Linked DNA regions of Mus musculus: region 2 is linked to region 1. Evidence: chromatin loops called from intact Hi-C (ENCODE). Cell type or tissue: left cerebral cortex. All regions are shown on one strand.

What was found. Peaks named below come from ENCODE experiments on the same cell type or tissue, not always from the same donor. Only the 100,000 strongest peaks of a DNase experiment are listed, where the experiment ranks them.
Region 2: a loop joins it to region 1, with 4 times the contacts of the local background. A loop is called at or near these places in 2 of 42 quality-filtered maps.

What each region holds. Positions count from the first base shown.
Region 1 is chr6:129,529,347-129,537,346 of GRCm38, reverse strand. It overlaps Gabarapl1 (gamma-aminobutyric acid (GABA) A receptor-associated protein-like 1), which reads right to left and starts at 4,155. Exons shown (of 4, transcript NM_020590.4): 1 at 3,811-4,155. The coding sequence starts at 3,900. 1700101I11Rik (RIKEN cDNA 1700101I11 gene) reads left to right here and starts at 4,063. Exons shown (of 2, transcript NR_045270.2): 1 at 4,063-4,109; 2 at 4,405-5,400. In left cerebral cortex, a CTCF peak has its summit at 4,757; DNase peaks (open chromatin) are centred at 2,983, 3,601, 4,136, 4,488 and 4 more places; H3K4me3 peaks cover 4,719 bases; H3K27ac peaks cover 3,169 bases.
Region 2 is chr6:128,436,246-128,444,245 of GRCm38, reverse strand. Fkbp4 (FK506 binding protein 4) reads left to right here and starts at 5,590. Exons shown (of 10, transcript NM_010219.4): 1 at 5,590-5,840; 2 at 7,532-7,676. The coding sequence starts at 5,736. Gm10069 (predicted gene 10069) reads right to left here and starts at 5,489. Exons shown (of 5, transcript NR_028593.1): 1 at 4,859-5,489; 2 at 4,550-4,731. In left cerebral cortex, CTCF peaks have their summits at 3,804, 5,417 and 5,636; DNase peaks (open chromatin) are centred at 5,067, 5,532, 6,039 and 6,395; H3K4me3 peaks cover 2,264 bases; H3K27ac peaks cover 1,725 bases.

The DNA of each region.
Region 1 (8,000 bases):
CTATAAAGGGCTATAAAAGTCATTCACCCTACGGTATTTTATTAGAGAATTGAAGAGATGTTCTGTGTTTCTAAGATGTGTCTGATGACCTATTTATTTTTCCTCTAAAATACCATTTACAGACCCAGGAGAAGAAGCAGTCACAAAAGCGCTCTCTGTCAAAGTGTGAAGACTGAGTTCTGATCCCCAAACTCCATGTGAGTGCCCACTGGATGTGCAGTCCCCATGCTGGGAAGGCAGAAACTGGAGATCCCTGGGTCAAGCTGGCTGGCTGGAGTAACTAAAGGGGCAAGCTCTGGATTCACACTGAGTAATGTGAAGAGTAAGCAAGAATTGTGTGAGATACCAACATCTGGCCTCCACATACATACACGCAATCACACACATGCTCCCTCGCCTGTGTACACACTTACACAGAGGGGGAAATGCCATTTGTTACAAGCACAACATTATAATTTAGAACTTCACTGCCTTTCAAAGGCCGTTGTGTTAAAAAAAAAAAAAAAAAGTGCTCCTGCCTTGGTGCTATGAGCAAGTGGTAGAAACTTTAAGGGGTGGGGCATCATGGAGGTTTTAGGTGTTTGAGCCAGAGACTAATCCTCCCTCATCTGTGCCTCTATGCTTCTAACACGATAGTTTGACGCACCACCAGGCCAAAGACTGGGGCCATCTAAGAGCATGGACAAAGACTTCTGAAGTCAGTAGCTTTCTTTCCCTATAGAATTTGACCTTCTCAGACACTGCTACAGTGATGACTAACACACACACACACACATACACATACACACGCACGTAATGTGGTTCAGATTTCAATCTTTGCAGAAAAGTGTTCATTGCTGAGTGAAAGCTATTTTGAATTTTTATAATGAGGGACACTTTTTGAGAGTCACACACTAAGTTATTCAGCATTAGTAACCGTGTTAGAATTTTAAGGGACTTTCAATGTCGACATTAAGTTTTTTCATAACACTTTTAAAGATTCTGCATTTTGTAACAAAGAAAAAGACACAAAATCTTCGGTGATGTTTACAGAGTGGCTCAGAGAACAGAAAATATCTGACAAGAATATTAACATTAGATTCTTTGTTTTGAAAATCTCATCTTAGAGATAAGAAATGGGAAATACACAAAAGCAAAGAAGCAGAAACAACACTGGACAAGTATCCCTAGAAGCTGAGTGTCTGTCAGTGTGTTTCCGACCTTTTCGAGCTTCTTCATCAAGCCACATACCTGTCCACCCCCAGATACCATACAAACAAGTACAAGAAAATGCTTGGGTAGACAGACGTGAATCCAAAGCTTCAAGGGAAATAGAAAAGAACTTGAAAAGAAATAGACCAAAAAAGAGGAAGGAAAGAGGCAGGTTACAAACAGAGCACAGGAAACAGGGAGCCCTGGTATTCACCACAGGAACTCTTGAGTCCTGGAACTCCAACCAAAAGGAGAGGGGACTTGTTTTCTGCATCTGTCGCAGTGGCTCATACACCATAGGGATGTTTACAAATGTTTAAAAATAGTATGTCCTACAGTTCCTGCTGTTACAGGTCTCCAACACACGGTTATCTCAAGATCCCATGATCCCTTCTCCCAAGGCCCACGCACACCTCTTAAGAGGCCAAGCTTAAGTTGTGAGTCAGACTGCCTTAGAAACTTAGCGGCTTTCCTGTAAATACCTGAACATAGGAAGATTCGGCCCTGTGACCAAGGCAGGAGAACTCCTGTTATAATCCAGTCATGGAGAAGACACCAGGCAAAGGGTTCCAATTTTAGTGTTGCCCCCACTCCCACCCCCACACAAATCTCAGCAGGGTTCTATGTCACAACCAGATGAGAGGTTGAGAACCTCTCAGATTGGGAGGTACCATCTGGGTGTGAAATCCAGGGATCCATGAGATCTAAGCGAAGGTGTCTTGGCTTACAAATCATCACTGAAGTAAAACATTCAGCATCAAGTCACAAACAGGAGAATACAGAGAAACTGCAATATTGTGGGTGAGTGCTGTACACAACTGAATGCGAGGGGGCTCTGTCTTGAGGAAGGACGGAGGTTTTAGCTGAATTTGGAAACAGTTGCAGGTCACAGCTCGGATTTCTGTTAAAGTTCTGAATAATGGGGGTAGGTGTTCACTTAAGTTTCCTGGCTGGCACCAACTACCACCTGAACTCCAGATGGCAGCAGGTGTTAACCTACTTCTAGGGCTCAACCTTACAAGGCGTTCATCTAACTGTACTACAAACTGGAAAACAAAAACAAAAACAAAACTCTGGAAGCCCAAGGGCTCTGGAAGCCCTGAAGCATGACAGCCAGGGCTGGAATTCTCCTCCACCAGTCAGCAATGTCAAACCTGTGGGTGGTGACTTCACTGCCCTGTGCTTCAGAGCATGTCTCTAGCACAGGGATTTTAATGCTGTGACGAGAGTCGGTGAGTACACAGACAAGGCATTCAGAGTGCTGCCAGCTGTGTGGTCCATGTGTAATTTTAAAATATTAAGTGGGGCTGACAAACTGAGAGAAATTTTGAAAGCAATCCTCCACAGTCCTGAGCTCAAGGAAATAACATGTGAAGGACTGTGTAGTAGGAAGGCATGACTGGAGTGTGCCCAGCCGTTCTGGAAGAGCCATGTATATGTAATTTCTGGAGAATGGTGGAATAGTTAGCTCTCTTCTTCCTCATAGAAAATGGGGCTGAGGGTAGAAAATGGGGCTGAGGGTAGAAAATGGGGCTGAGGGCTTTCTCTTGCTGGACCTCCGTTTCTTCTGGTAGCCCTGGCTGAGATAAAGAATAAGGAAGAAGTCCCTCCCCCCTATTACTTATGCATCAAAAAAAAAAATTATCAGGTTAGCACAGCTCTTTTACCCTTCAAAGTTAGAGGAACGCCAACCTAATATAACATCATTGCCTGTACAAATAAAGAGAACGATTTTTTAAAGTCCCTGGTCCTCTATCCACCATATTTAAAAGCGATGTCATCCTTTGCTTCCAATTCTGCTGCGCAGCCTTCAAAAGAGGAGGAAAAAAAAAAAGGCAAGTGGGCGGGGGAGGGGGTAAAGTGGAAAACACCCGGATGCTGAAGACTCCCTTAGTATTTTTCTCCCCACTGCATGAACTAGGTATTAGCTGCTTAAATCGGGGTATAATTAATGGAGGAAACGGTTCTCAGTACTGGTTCTTGAGATCCAAGAGCCCACCCACCTATCACAGTGCAGAGCACGGACCTTCTTTTTCCACACATGGCCCAGGAGACAATAATGAGGTGGAGGCAGGCATGACCTTGTTTGAGGGCCCGCCTGGTGAAGCCCCTCACCCCACCCCACCCCCAATTCTAAAAAAAAAAAAAAAAAAAAAACGCAGGTCAGAATCTAGGGGCTTCTCGAGTTTTTCCTCCTACGCTCAAGGAAATGGGAAGGAGACTCGTTTTCATGGAGAACCAATTGAGCAGACATGGATGGGCACAAGGCTCATCTCACCTGCTGCTACAGGGTTGGGACGCGTTTTTCTATAGCATATCCTATCTGCGGCCCCCAACCAGTCGCCCCCGCACACACAGGCCTCGCCACGCGCACATCCCAACCTCCATGGGTGCTGAATCCTGCTGACTCACCCACCACGCGCACGCTGCGCTTTCGAGATGCCAAAAGTGGCTACAGGCCCTGGGGATACAAGCTTGTCAAAGCCGGTCAAGAATACTTGATTCCGATGACCCTCCTGTGCCAGGGCCACCCGCCATCGCCAGGCTACCTCGGTAGCTCCAGGGCAACCAGCTCCCAAACTCCTCAAGCTTGCCTTCTCCCTCCCCGCCCCCACTCACCGGCACCCGGTCCGGGTATTTCTTCCTAATCTTTTCACCTTCCTTTTTCCGATACTCGAAGGGGTGGTCCTCCTTATACTGGAACTTCATGATGGACCTCAGGATGTAGGGGCTCCCCGGACGGGGCCTGCTGCGCGCGCTGATGACTGCGTCTCGCGTCTGGCCACCCCCAGTCAATGTCAGCCTTATCACAATCGCTCCACCCGCGTCAGCTCCCACGCGCCAGTCGCCGCACTACGTGGCTAAACGTCCAGAGAAGGACCTGGAGATCTCGCGGCCTGAAGGTAAAGGACCACCAGGTAAAGAAATAGGGTGGCTTTTCCCAAGAGCTGGAAACACAAAAACACCAGGGCGGTGCTGTGACATCACGACGCCCCACCCCCGCTCCGCCCCCGGCGCTAAGGACCTGCTGGATCCGGGTGGACAGAAGCTTTGTTTATTTGTGTATCTTCTTTTCACCCAAGCTTTTCCTAAACCACTCCATCGAAACGCAAAAATCATGTAGTCGGGTTTTTATTTTTGAGGATTGATATTAAAGGTAATTTGTTAATTCAAAGAATGCTCTAACAAATGTCGTCTTCCCTCCCCTTCAAGTTTCTTGTTTGATGCCCAAAACAAACACAGAGGAAGAAAATCCAGCTGTTTCCAGAGCAATGGAATCAGGAGTCTGGAGTTGGAAAAGTGCCAGGCGTCACGAGATTTGTAGCCCGGGCTGAAATGTCCTGTGCTTGCATTTTGACCTTTGCCTGGCACCCACGACTGGCCTGCCTTCTCTGCCCCAACTCCTCCTTCTGACTGGTGTCCTTATGTTTGGATCTGTGCTAGAATTGGTTCTGAGACAACATAAACAGAGCATGACTCATGGATTTGAAGAAGTGTAAGGGTGAAGAACATGAAGTCATCAAGGTTAGAAGAAGCGATGCCAGCGATGAACACCAGGCTTCACTCACGTTCAAGGAGAGATGAATCCATTCATTTTATAAGGTTCACCCAGAAGCATGGTTGTTGAGTTCTTGAAAATACAGAGGTCAAATCATTTAGGTGTCTATGTTTCCCCAACAATACTTTGCTCTGGGGTGGGTATCACCTGTAGGGTAGTTGTCCTGATGAAAAGGCCTTATTGGGCACCAAAAGCTCTGACTGGCATGCTGGTGGAAGACCCTCAATAGTATAGAGAGAGTCAGCCCAGGCCCCTCTGACATACCGGGTTTCCATCTTAAGACTCTTTGGATGCGGGGTCACCCTTCTGATTCTACTGGCAGTAACTCCAGACCTATATCTTGGGAACATCGGAGATAAAGTTCAAGGATGCTTTGTGCTGTGAAAATAAAATGACTACTAAGTGGTACCAGGCAAGCAGCCCTGTTGCCTGATTTTATGTACATGACTTAGTGATATGGTTATAAAATATGGGCAAAATAAAGTGAACTGAATTTAACTGGCAAAACAAGAACATGAAATACATAGCCCACTTCTTGGTTTTCTCCTGGTAATCTTTCTTACATATGAAGACAAATGAATTGGTATATAATATTGTTGTATTTATTTATTGTTGTTTTTATTTTCAAATTAAAAATAGTTTAATACCCAGCTACTCATTTTACCCTTGACCCAAATACAATTAAGTCTTTCAGAAGAAATTTTACAACCAGTTGAGACAGATCTGGGATGAAAATGGTAATAGTGTTGTTTTCTGAGTAACCTTCAGGTTTGTTTTTTTGTTGTTGTTGTTTTGTTTTTTTTTTTTATAGATGTACAGTCTCAGCTAGTTGAAGGGCAGTTCTTCAGTCCACTGAAAATGTATGCAGTACATGAAAATTTAAAGATGAAATGTTGGTTAATCAGCTCTTAGGATTTTTAAAATGCTAGTCGTTTACATTAGAATGCAAAATGTATTGGGAGCTGGAGAATGGTTCAGTGGTTAAGAACACTGACTGCTCTACTAGAGGACCAGGGTTTGATTTCCAACTCCCACATGACAGCTCAGGAGTATCTGTAACTCCAGTTTCAGGGGACCTAATACCCTCTCTGACCTCTACTACGTTACTGCATGTCCGTGGTGCACATACATACATATAGGCAGAACCCCCACACAAATAAAATAAAAATAAGTCATATTAAAATACAAAATGTATCTATTTTCACAATTTTACTATTGATTCTCAGAAGGTTCTTTAAAATGTTGTACACAGGTACATTTATAAACTAACAATCAGATAAAAAAAAAAACCTTTTAAGTTGCTTTCTTCAACCATACAAAGGGCAGTTTTAAAAGGACCACATTTTCTCATATAGCCACATCAAATGTTTCTTGTACTGTTGTAATTTTTAAGATTGGATCTCTTTGGTTTTTTTATGCATATCAGTAATGGAGAAGATTTCAGAGTAGTACAAGACAAGCAATATGCCCCTGCTCCAGGTGTCTTCTTCCTTCTGGGAAGTAAACTGCACTTTACCTCTGCCGTCATGTCAACCACCACAATGCATCTTAAAATTATCAGTACCTCCCCAATTAGGTAATTCTTCCTAGAGTTTATACCCAGTGTTCTATGCCTCTTAAAACACAGCTCATCATTTTCCCCAGTCATTAGGATTTGGAACTGAATATGAAGTTGTTTTGTTTCTTCTATTTATTTATTTATTTATTTTTTTTTTTTTTTTTTTTTTTTTTTTTTTTTTTGAGACAGGGTTTCTCTGTGTAGTCCTGGCTGTCCTGGAACTCACTTTGTAGACCAGGCTGGCCTCGAACTCGGAAATCCACCTGCCTCTGCCTCCCGAGTGCTGGGATTAAAGGCGTGCGCCACCACCGCCCGGCTGTTTCTTCTATTTATAATTTCTACTATTATATATAAGTCAATGAATAAAAGCCAGAATTAGAGTATTGACCTGGTTGTAACTAGACATAATTTACTAACAAACATCAGAAAACTTAACTTGTTCAGCTTGAACTTTTAAAAAGAAGTTTTTTGTTTTGTATTGTTTGGTTAATTTTTAAGTAAATGGCTACCTACAAAACAAATACCAAAGATCATCTGACTGAGACTGGTTGATTCCTGTGCCAGGAACCTTTCATGACCCTAAAGTCTCCTTCCTGGGTACAGTGAATTGAGCTCTCTCCAGCTAACAAGTTAAGCACCAGGAGGTGACAGCTTCAGCTTCATTGTTTTAAACACAGTTCTGCTTAGATTCAGGACAGTATCTCAGTACAGGAGAGTTGTTAAAGACTCATGAATGTGCTTTAAAGCCACCATTTTTATTCTCACCCACTCCTAATGGTGTTCAGTCTTGTTTTTATCACTATGGGTAGAGCAAAGAGGGTTATAAGTGCCAAAATAAATGTATTAACATGAGTTTTCACAGTGTCACAATGTCATATCCCTTCACTTCTGTCCAGCTGTCAGCCTGTTGTAGTCTTTGGAAGAAAGTCCAATTCCTTAGGAATGAAGTTGAATTATTAAACAGTGACCATAGTTTAATTCTCTTCTCTTCCATAGACGGGTTTCAGATTTTGCTCCAAGCTAACTATTACAGTTTAGATGACATATTCTCACATGCTCAGGAGCACTTTGCTCACAGCTGGTATTGCTGTCTTGGGATGCTGGAGAGGATCCTGAAAGTTAGGAGAGGGGGCCCAGGGGAAGGATCTATGCAGCCTCTTTTTCATAAGGGTACTTATCCCTTATCCCTTATCTTAAAAAGACTTTGCCCTCAGGACTTGGTCAATTCCCAAAGGATTCACCTCTCGATACCATGATCTTGGTGAATGGCAGCAGGGGCTAGGGAGTTAATCAGTAAATAGATTTGGAAGGACCAGAGCAAATAGCAATGTTGTTTTAGTCTCAGGTAGACACTAGATGAGGAAGACAGACACCACCTAAAACAATAATGAAGACATGGATAAAGAGAGATTTTTAAGAGAGTCTTGATGGTACTGGGGATCTTGATTTCAAGTAGCACCCCTACTGGAGAAGCTGTCCTTCACAGGCCAAAATGATCTCTGCCCATAGAAAAAGCCTCAGTCAGACCAGACTGATCGATCCTCAGACTAGTGGAACCTTTACTCTCCAATGGCATGGATACCCCAGGGAACAGCACACCTTTGCCTTAATTGCCCCAGAGCAACCACAAACCACCTCAGCAGTGAGAATAGACTGGAAACAGCCTGGCAGAAATGAAGCTGGTTTTAGTCT
Region 2 (8,000 bases), 1.1 Mb after region 1:
ATCCATCATAATCCCAGAAGCTGGGAGGTAGCAGCAGGGGAATCAGAAGTTCAAGGTCACCCTTGGCCACATAGCAGTCAAGGCCAGCCTCCGCTATAGGAGACTGTAACAAGAACAAACACAAAATCAACATTGTGTGGTTGCACAACGTTATATTATATTTAAAGCCACTGAACTGCCCAGTTGGAACGGAGGGGGGGGTGTTGGGGGGGAGAGCTTGCCATGGTAGCACAGGCTTTTTTGTTTTTGTTTTTTTTTTGTTTTTTGTTTTGTTTTTGTTTTTTTTTTTTGAGACGGGGTTTCTCTGTGTAGCCCTGGCTGTCCTGGAACTCACTCTGTAGACCAGGTTGGTCTCGAACTCAGAAATCCGCCTGCCTTTGCCTCCCAAGTGCTGGGATTAAAGGTGAGCGCCACCACTGCCCCGCCAGGCTTTTAATCCAAGCATTTGGAAAGCAGAGGCTCAAGGACTGAGGCCACGATGGGATACATGGTGAGATCTCACTTCCAAAACATAAAAACAGTAACAGAAGAGCTTTGGAGACATTTAAAGCCACAGCAAACAAAAAGACCTAGGGCTAAGTCTCATGAAGTGGCCACGGGGCTTCCGCCCCACTGCTGCAGGCTTCACAGCCACTGACTGTGGTGAGGCTGAGGAGTCCAGCGACAGGTGAGTTTTAAAATGTGGTATATATGCCCAGTGAAACGCTACTCAGCCACACAGAAAGGACAGAACCAAAGATTATTCTAAGCAAAATAAGCCAGACTTGAATAAATATGTTTCCTCACGTGTGGGATCTAAATGCATCAAATATGTATATTGGAGATGAAAACAGAAAGAGAGACCACTTGGGGAAAGGGAGAAGGCAAGCCGAATGGGGAGTGGGTAGAAGAGAACAGAGGACAAGAACAAAGGAGAGTGACATCTATATATGAAAGGCCATAATGAAACCCATCACTTTGCATGAGGACTGAAAAACCCAATGGCAAACAGGACTTCCAACCTGGAAAGTACAAAACCCACTGCTCAGTGTTGCGGCAGCAGGGGACAGAGCAGGCCGGTCCTCCCGCCGACCCTGCATGCGCTTCACTTCACTGTTTTTGTTTGTTTGTTTGTTTTCAACATCTTTAGCAGTATTTTTGTTTGCATTCTAGGAAAATCTGTCCCACATGTTCTAGTTTCCATTTCTGTTTCTTCTCTGCTTTTTTGTTTTTTGTTTTTTGTTTTTTTTTTTTGTTTGTTTTTTTTTTTGTTTTTTGAGACAGGGTTTCTCTGTGTAGCCCTGGCTGTCCTGGAACTCACTCTGTAGACCAGGCTGTCCTCGAACTCAGAAATCCGCCTGCCTCTGCCTCCCAAGTGCTGGGATTAATGGTGTGCACCACCACTGCCCGGCCTGTTTCTTCTCTGAAGAATCCTTTTCTTTTGTTTTCAATTGTTCCTCTCTTTCCTGTGCTGCTGCCATTCTTCAAAAACATAAAATTACAATTTTAATGCAAGACATTTAAAATGCATCATCCTCTAAGTAAGAAATCTACAACAGACAAAAATCTTATCGAGAAAACGGGGTTGGGGGAGGAAAACAAGAAACCTGTTGCTTTAAAGGGTAGGGACCTCCTGTTTGAGAAGAAACCAGAGGATCAAGAGCTCTCCAATCAGCCAATCAGCAAGTGCTGGGTTCAATGTCAAACCTTGTCTCAAAAGGTGGATGGACTGAGAACCAGGTGCACGCCTTTAATCCCAGCCCTGGGGAGGCAGAGGCAAGTGGGTCTCTGTGAGTTCGATGCCAGACTGGTCTACAGAGTGAGCTACAGGACAGCCGACAGCCAGGACTACATAGCGAGACCCTGTCTTGAGGTGGAGGTGTCTTAGGGGGTGGGGGTGGGGGTGGGGGTGGGGGGATGGACTCATCCACTGAGAGCACTGTGCAGTGCAAACCTGATGTCCTGCGTTCTCTCTCTAGAGTCCATGTCAAGGTGGAAGGTAAGAGCTGACTCCACAAAGTTGTTTTCTGACTGCCAGTCATGCTGTGGAACATCCATGCTGAAACAGGTACACGCACACACACGCGCACACACACACTCCAACCATACAGTACCATAACAGAAAATACGTTCTTTTAGGTAGAAAGGGCTAGAGAAGAATACCATATACATATGGGTGCACACTTACTGGCACAGTGACAGTATTATTTAAATGAGGAGGGTGGAGGAGGAGGAGACCACGAGACCTCCTAAGGAGTGCACATGAGGAAGGTTCAGGCTGGCCATTCCTCCAGAAGACCTGGGTTCAATTCCCAGCTTTACATGATAGTACACTGATCTAATGCCACCCTGGAGGATCCAGTGCCCTCTCTAGGCCTCATGGGCACTGTACGCACACAGTGCTCAGACAAACATACAGGCAAAAAACCCATACATGTAAAAAGGTTAGGGAAAAAAAAAAAACTTAAATTTTTTTCAAGAAAAAAAAAAGGGACATACACGACCAGGAAAAATTCCAGATGCACATAGCCCTGCCCTGAGGTTCCAGACCTCAGTCCCTGTCTGTTGGCCTCCATCCACAGCTGCATCGCTGAGGGAAAGCCCTCTCACTGGAGACCTGTCCTCATGTCCTTGCAGGATACCTTCCCTCTTAGTGCATTGCTCCATGCTCCTTCTGCAGTGCTCCATGCCCTTACTGCAGTGCTCCATGTTCCTACTGTAGTGCTCCATGCCCTTACTGCAGTGCTCCATGTTCCTACTGTAGTGCTCCATGCTCCTACTGCAGTGCTCCATGCCCTTACTGCAGTGCTCCATGCCCTTACTGCAGTGCTCCATGTTCCTACTGCAGTACTCCATGCTCCTACTGCAGTGCTCCATGCCCTTACTGCAGTGCTCCATGCCCTTACTGCAGTGCTCCATGTTCCTACTGCAGTGCTCCATGCCCTTACTACAGTGCTCCATGCCCTTACTGCAGTGCTCCATGTTCCTTCTGCAGTACTCCATGCTCCTACTGCAGTGCTCCATGCCCTTACTGCAGTGCTCCATGTTCCTACTGCAGTGCTCCATGCCCTTACTACAGTGCTCCATGCCCTTACTGCAGTGCTCCATGTTCCTTCTGCAGTACTCCATGCTCCTACTGCAGTGCTCCATGCCCTTACTGCAGTGCTCCATGCCCTTACTGCAGTGCTCCATGTTCCTTCTGCAGTACTCCATGCCCTTACTGCAGTGCTCCATGTTCCTACTGTAGTGCTCCATGCCCTTACTGCAGTGCTCCATGTTCCTTCTGCAGTACTCCATGCTCCTACTGCAGTGCTCCATGCCCTTACTGCAGTGCTCCATGCCCTTACTGCAGTGCTCCATGTTCCTACTGCAGTGCTCCATGCCCTTACTACAGTGCTCCATGCTCCTACTGCAGTGCTCCATGCTCCTTCTGCAGTGCTCCATGCCCTTACTGCAGTGCTCCATGTTCCTACTGTAGTGCTCCATGCTCCTACTGCAGTGCTCCATGCCCTTACTACAGTGCTCCATGCCCTTACTGCAGTGTTTCATGCTCACCGCCATCCCCACACACATCACATTATAGCAGTGGCCATCACCTATCCACTTACCACTGGAAGCCAAGTGCTGCACTAGACACACCGGAACATTCCCTCCTTTGTAACCACTGGGTCACCCTATTGACAGGACTCACAGACAAAACCTGCCCCAGTTTTGACAGCTATACTGCAAGGTGAGCCAACCCTTTGCTTATTGCTAACCAATAAGAGCTGTCTATCATAACCTTAGGTAACTTTGTGCCCGCAGTCTGCAGGCACTGAGTGCTGGTGCTGAGTGCTCCACTGGGAGGTGCTCATGAGATCAAAGGAGTTAGGCCTCCAACAATGCTGTTCTCAGGGAAGAGACACAAACTCACTGCTAATACTTTCTCCATCACAACTTGCTGTGCCAGATAACACCCAAAGACCATAATCAGCAGGTACCTATGTGAGCACCAGAAAGATAAGTACCATGTGCAAGGCAGTGGTATACAAAGGCTCCATTCACTACCAAGAGCCTTCACTACCAGAGTAGCCACACACACACCCCACATATTCTCTGGCAGTGTCTCTAGCCACCTAACAAATCAGACCATGGTTAAACTCATGAGACTATAAATTGCTGGAAAGAGTAGCTTACTTCTACAACCCATTTGTTTGGTTCCATCAGAAGGGACTACAATAAAATACCTAATATACTTAAACCATCATAATAAGGGTTATTATTATTTCACTTCTTTGGGAGGGATAATAGGGCACAAGTGTGGATGTCAAAAGACAACTTTGAAGGGGTTTTCTCAATACTGTGGGTGTTAGGGATAAAACCCAGGTCTAAAGACTTTCAAAAGCACCAACATCCACTGAGCCATCTCGCAGGCACCATATAATAACTAGCTTATTGCCTACTTAAACGCCATCACTTGCGTTGGACCACGAACAGCACCATGCTGGGCACACAGAGACAAAAAGTTCATTACACTGGAATGAAAACTCGCAAAGCCAATAATACAATAGGCAGGTCTGATAGCACTCACCAGGCTGTATAACTGGGTACTAAACTGCTGGGCAGAGTCAGGACCTCTCCAGACAGATCTTCCATCAAGCCAGCACTGTTCCGGTAATCAGAACTTCATGGTTTTAGCCACACAGACTCAGAACTCCACAGGCATCTCATAGGAGCAGCGAGCAGGTTGAGAAAACCTTCCTTCCTATTCACCTTTAGTAAAGAGGGGGAAGGGGGAAAAAATTTTTTTTTCGCGTGAGCTGAAACCATTTTGTGTGCCAGTACTAACCAAAAAAGGCTGATTAGTATGGTGGGAGAAAAGGAATTTTAACACACGTACCTCCACTTACAAGTCTATGGCTCTTATAAATCTGCTCATGGCATTTTTGCGGTGGGCCTGCCAGGCTGCAGGGAGGGCAAAGTTGTGTCCGATCTGTGCACCTGGGCTGAAACTGTCCCTACGGGGCCCACACTTTCAATCCCTCGACCTCTCTTTCCCACACTGCTCAGGTGCCCACGCCTGGAACCATGGGCATCTGTGGCACAATCACGGGAGGCCGATCTTTGCCACTTCACATCTGACTGCCTGTCTCCAGCTATTCCGCTGTGGGCCTGGGTGAGCAGGGCCGGCCACGAGGCAGGCCCGGACTTGGGAGGCTCGCCACTTGGAGTCCTGAGGATAGAGAAGGATCTGGAAAAATCGCTTAGACGCGGGCAGAGGGGTGGGGTAAGGGTGGGGGTGGGGCGGAACGACATAGGGAAGATTGTGATCCCAGAGGTCCTGGTGTAGGAGGAGGGCACTCCTAGGGGCCATCAACCAGAAAAGCAAATCTTAACAAAAACGACACAAACAAACAAAAAAACCAAACCACTCCAGTACCCTCAGTCCAAGAGCCTCAACCCGTTTAACCGCTTCTCTAGAAAGTTCTCCGCTCCCGCCCCTTTGCAGCCCGCTCGTGCCGCTCCTCCCTGCCCCGCCCCCGAGGCGGAGGGGACCAATTGCAGGCCGGGCCGCGCCAGGCCCGCCCCTCGGCGTCACCCCACTCGGCCGCCGCCGGCGAGCGCGCGGATAGCCGGGTGCGCGAGCCTGGAGCGCGGTTCGAGGTGGGCAGCGCCGCCTTCCGCCGCACGCCGCCCCGTCGCTCACTCCGGTCGGCGGCCAGAGTGCCGTGCTCGCGCTTGCCACACTCTCGCAGCCAACGGTGCGCCCAGCGGCCATGACCGCCGAGGAGATGAAGGCGGCGGAGAACGGGGCGCAGTCGGCGCCCCTGCCTCTCGAAGGAGTGGACATCAGCCCCAAACAGGACGAGGGCGTGCTCAAGGTGAGGGGCCGCGGAGTCCTCGGCTGCAGGCTCATGGGCCTTGGGGGTACCGCGGCCGGAGGATGGGGGGGATTCGTCTTCCCTGCGCAGGCTGCAGCCCTGAAAACGGCACGGCGGCTGCACGCTCCGGAGGGTGCGGCCCGGGTCCGGGAAGAAGCCCCCACTGCAACGCCAACTCGATCCGGCTGCACTGTGCGGCTGAGAGGGGCGGAGCGGAGCGCGAGAGCCGCTGCCAGGGGGCCCGGGCGGGGTGCACGAGGCTCGGGCGCGCCGAGGGACTCAGGCCTCGCCTCCCGGGAACCCCTCGGCCGCAGCGTGCGCCGTCCACCTGGACGAAGGTGCGCCAGGGCTCGCCCACTTGAAAGTTAAACATTAGCTAGGACCTGAAACGGCTCCCGGGAGCAGGTTCCTGGCCCAAAGCCCTTTGTGCCTTTCTGCGCCCCTTTTGCAATCGCCGAGATCCAGCGAGGTCACGGGCTCGGCCATGCTGTGCCCCCTTTCTCGGCCCGGGGAGAGCGAGAGCGATGCATGCCGGGACCTGTAGTTCCTCGCCTGCCCCTCCTGAGTCTTTCTGAGTTGGGGGGTACTGGGTGCTGGCCATGGGGGGAGGTGCATTGCCTTAGAGCCAGCGGCTCACTAATCGCCTGACTGCAAATAGCCCGAGGAGCGAGGGGGAGGGCGCCCTGACCCGGGTCGGGACAATGGACGCCGTTTCAGAGCAGGTTCTGCCAGCAGTCCAGGACGGTGAAATCCTAACCTGCATTGCATGTCTCCCTGCATCCATTGTTTCTCCTCCGTGAGTCCCATTGCTCAGTTTCTAGTGTGTGTGGCTTGTGCAAACCAGAGACCTTAGGGAGCCTCGTTGGTCCAGAAATGCTCCTGGCTTTTTACCTCAACTCTTGCTGCTCCCCGTGAACATGTGGCCCTTTCTCCTTTGCGCTAGGTTCTGATTCCCAGACGGGGTCTGTTCCTCTTTTATCCTCCATTCCTTCGCGGGGCCCTGTACATTCTTATCAAGGAAGCCTTAGAGGATGGGTTCCATATCTACCTATTGGCTCTCCTATGGGGTCACCATATATAAGAATGTTAAGCAGAAATAGACGCCTGCCTATACACGCAGGAGAGATAAAGGACTCCTTGGCTTGCCAGACAGGTAGTTTCCCTTCCCACATGTAGTTTCCAGCGCCTGATACAGAGCCTTTGTGCTCGGCTGTAATCTGGTCCTTCCTTTTTCCCAGTTTTGAGGGGATCTTTTTCTTTTCATTACTCCTGTTCCTTTCTATTCAAACCAGACCCTGATCTGGTGATCCACTACTTTCTATCAGGTTTTTGTTTTTATTTTTGTTTTCCCCCAAACACCTCTGGAGGATAGGGGTTGTCCTCAATGCCTGACCGATAAGTTCTGGATAGTTTAGCAACTTGTCCAAAACCATAGACAAAACTTGAACCCAAATTATATGCAGTTCTCTAAAGCAAGACCTGGAGGGAGATGGCTAGGGAGGTTAGTTGAATCTAAGCTAATCACTGGTATCCATCATTTGAAGACTAAGCTCTCGGACCTGCTGAAAAGAAGCAGGGGGCAGTGGGTGCAGCCGAGTCCATCCAGTATGTGTCTTTGGGGGGCTTATGGGCAGTTGGGGCCCTTCTGCCCACATCCTTAGGTACTCACCTTCTCTTCCCCTCCCCCCCAGGTCATCAAGAGAGAGGGTACAGGCACAGAGACACCCATGATCGGGGACCGAGTCTTTGTCCACTACACTGGCTGGCTGCTAGATGGCACAAAGTTTGACTCCAGTCTGGACCGCAAGGACAAATTCTCCTTTGACCTGGGAAAAGGTAGGCTTGGTTAGTGGGTTGGCAGGATAGATAGGCTCCGAAGTTGATAGCAGCTGTCACAAGAAAAAGTGACGTTCCCAGCCAAGCTGGAGCTGGGCTCAGCACTGCTTACCTATGTTTCCAGCGACCAGAGATTGAGGCAAGCCTTGAGCCAGTAGTAGTTCAAGCCAGCCTTGGCAAAAAAGCACAAACTAGCCCTCACAAAAGAAAAGGCCACCAGAAGGAAGCTTAAGAAGGAATGGCCACAGCCGGGCGTGGTGGCGCACGCCTTTAATCCCAGCACTCGGGAGGCAGAGGCAGGCGGATTTCTGAGTTCCGAGGTCA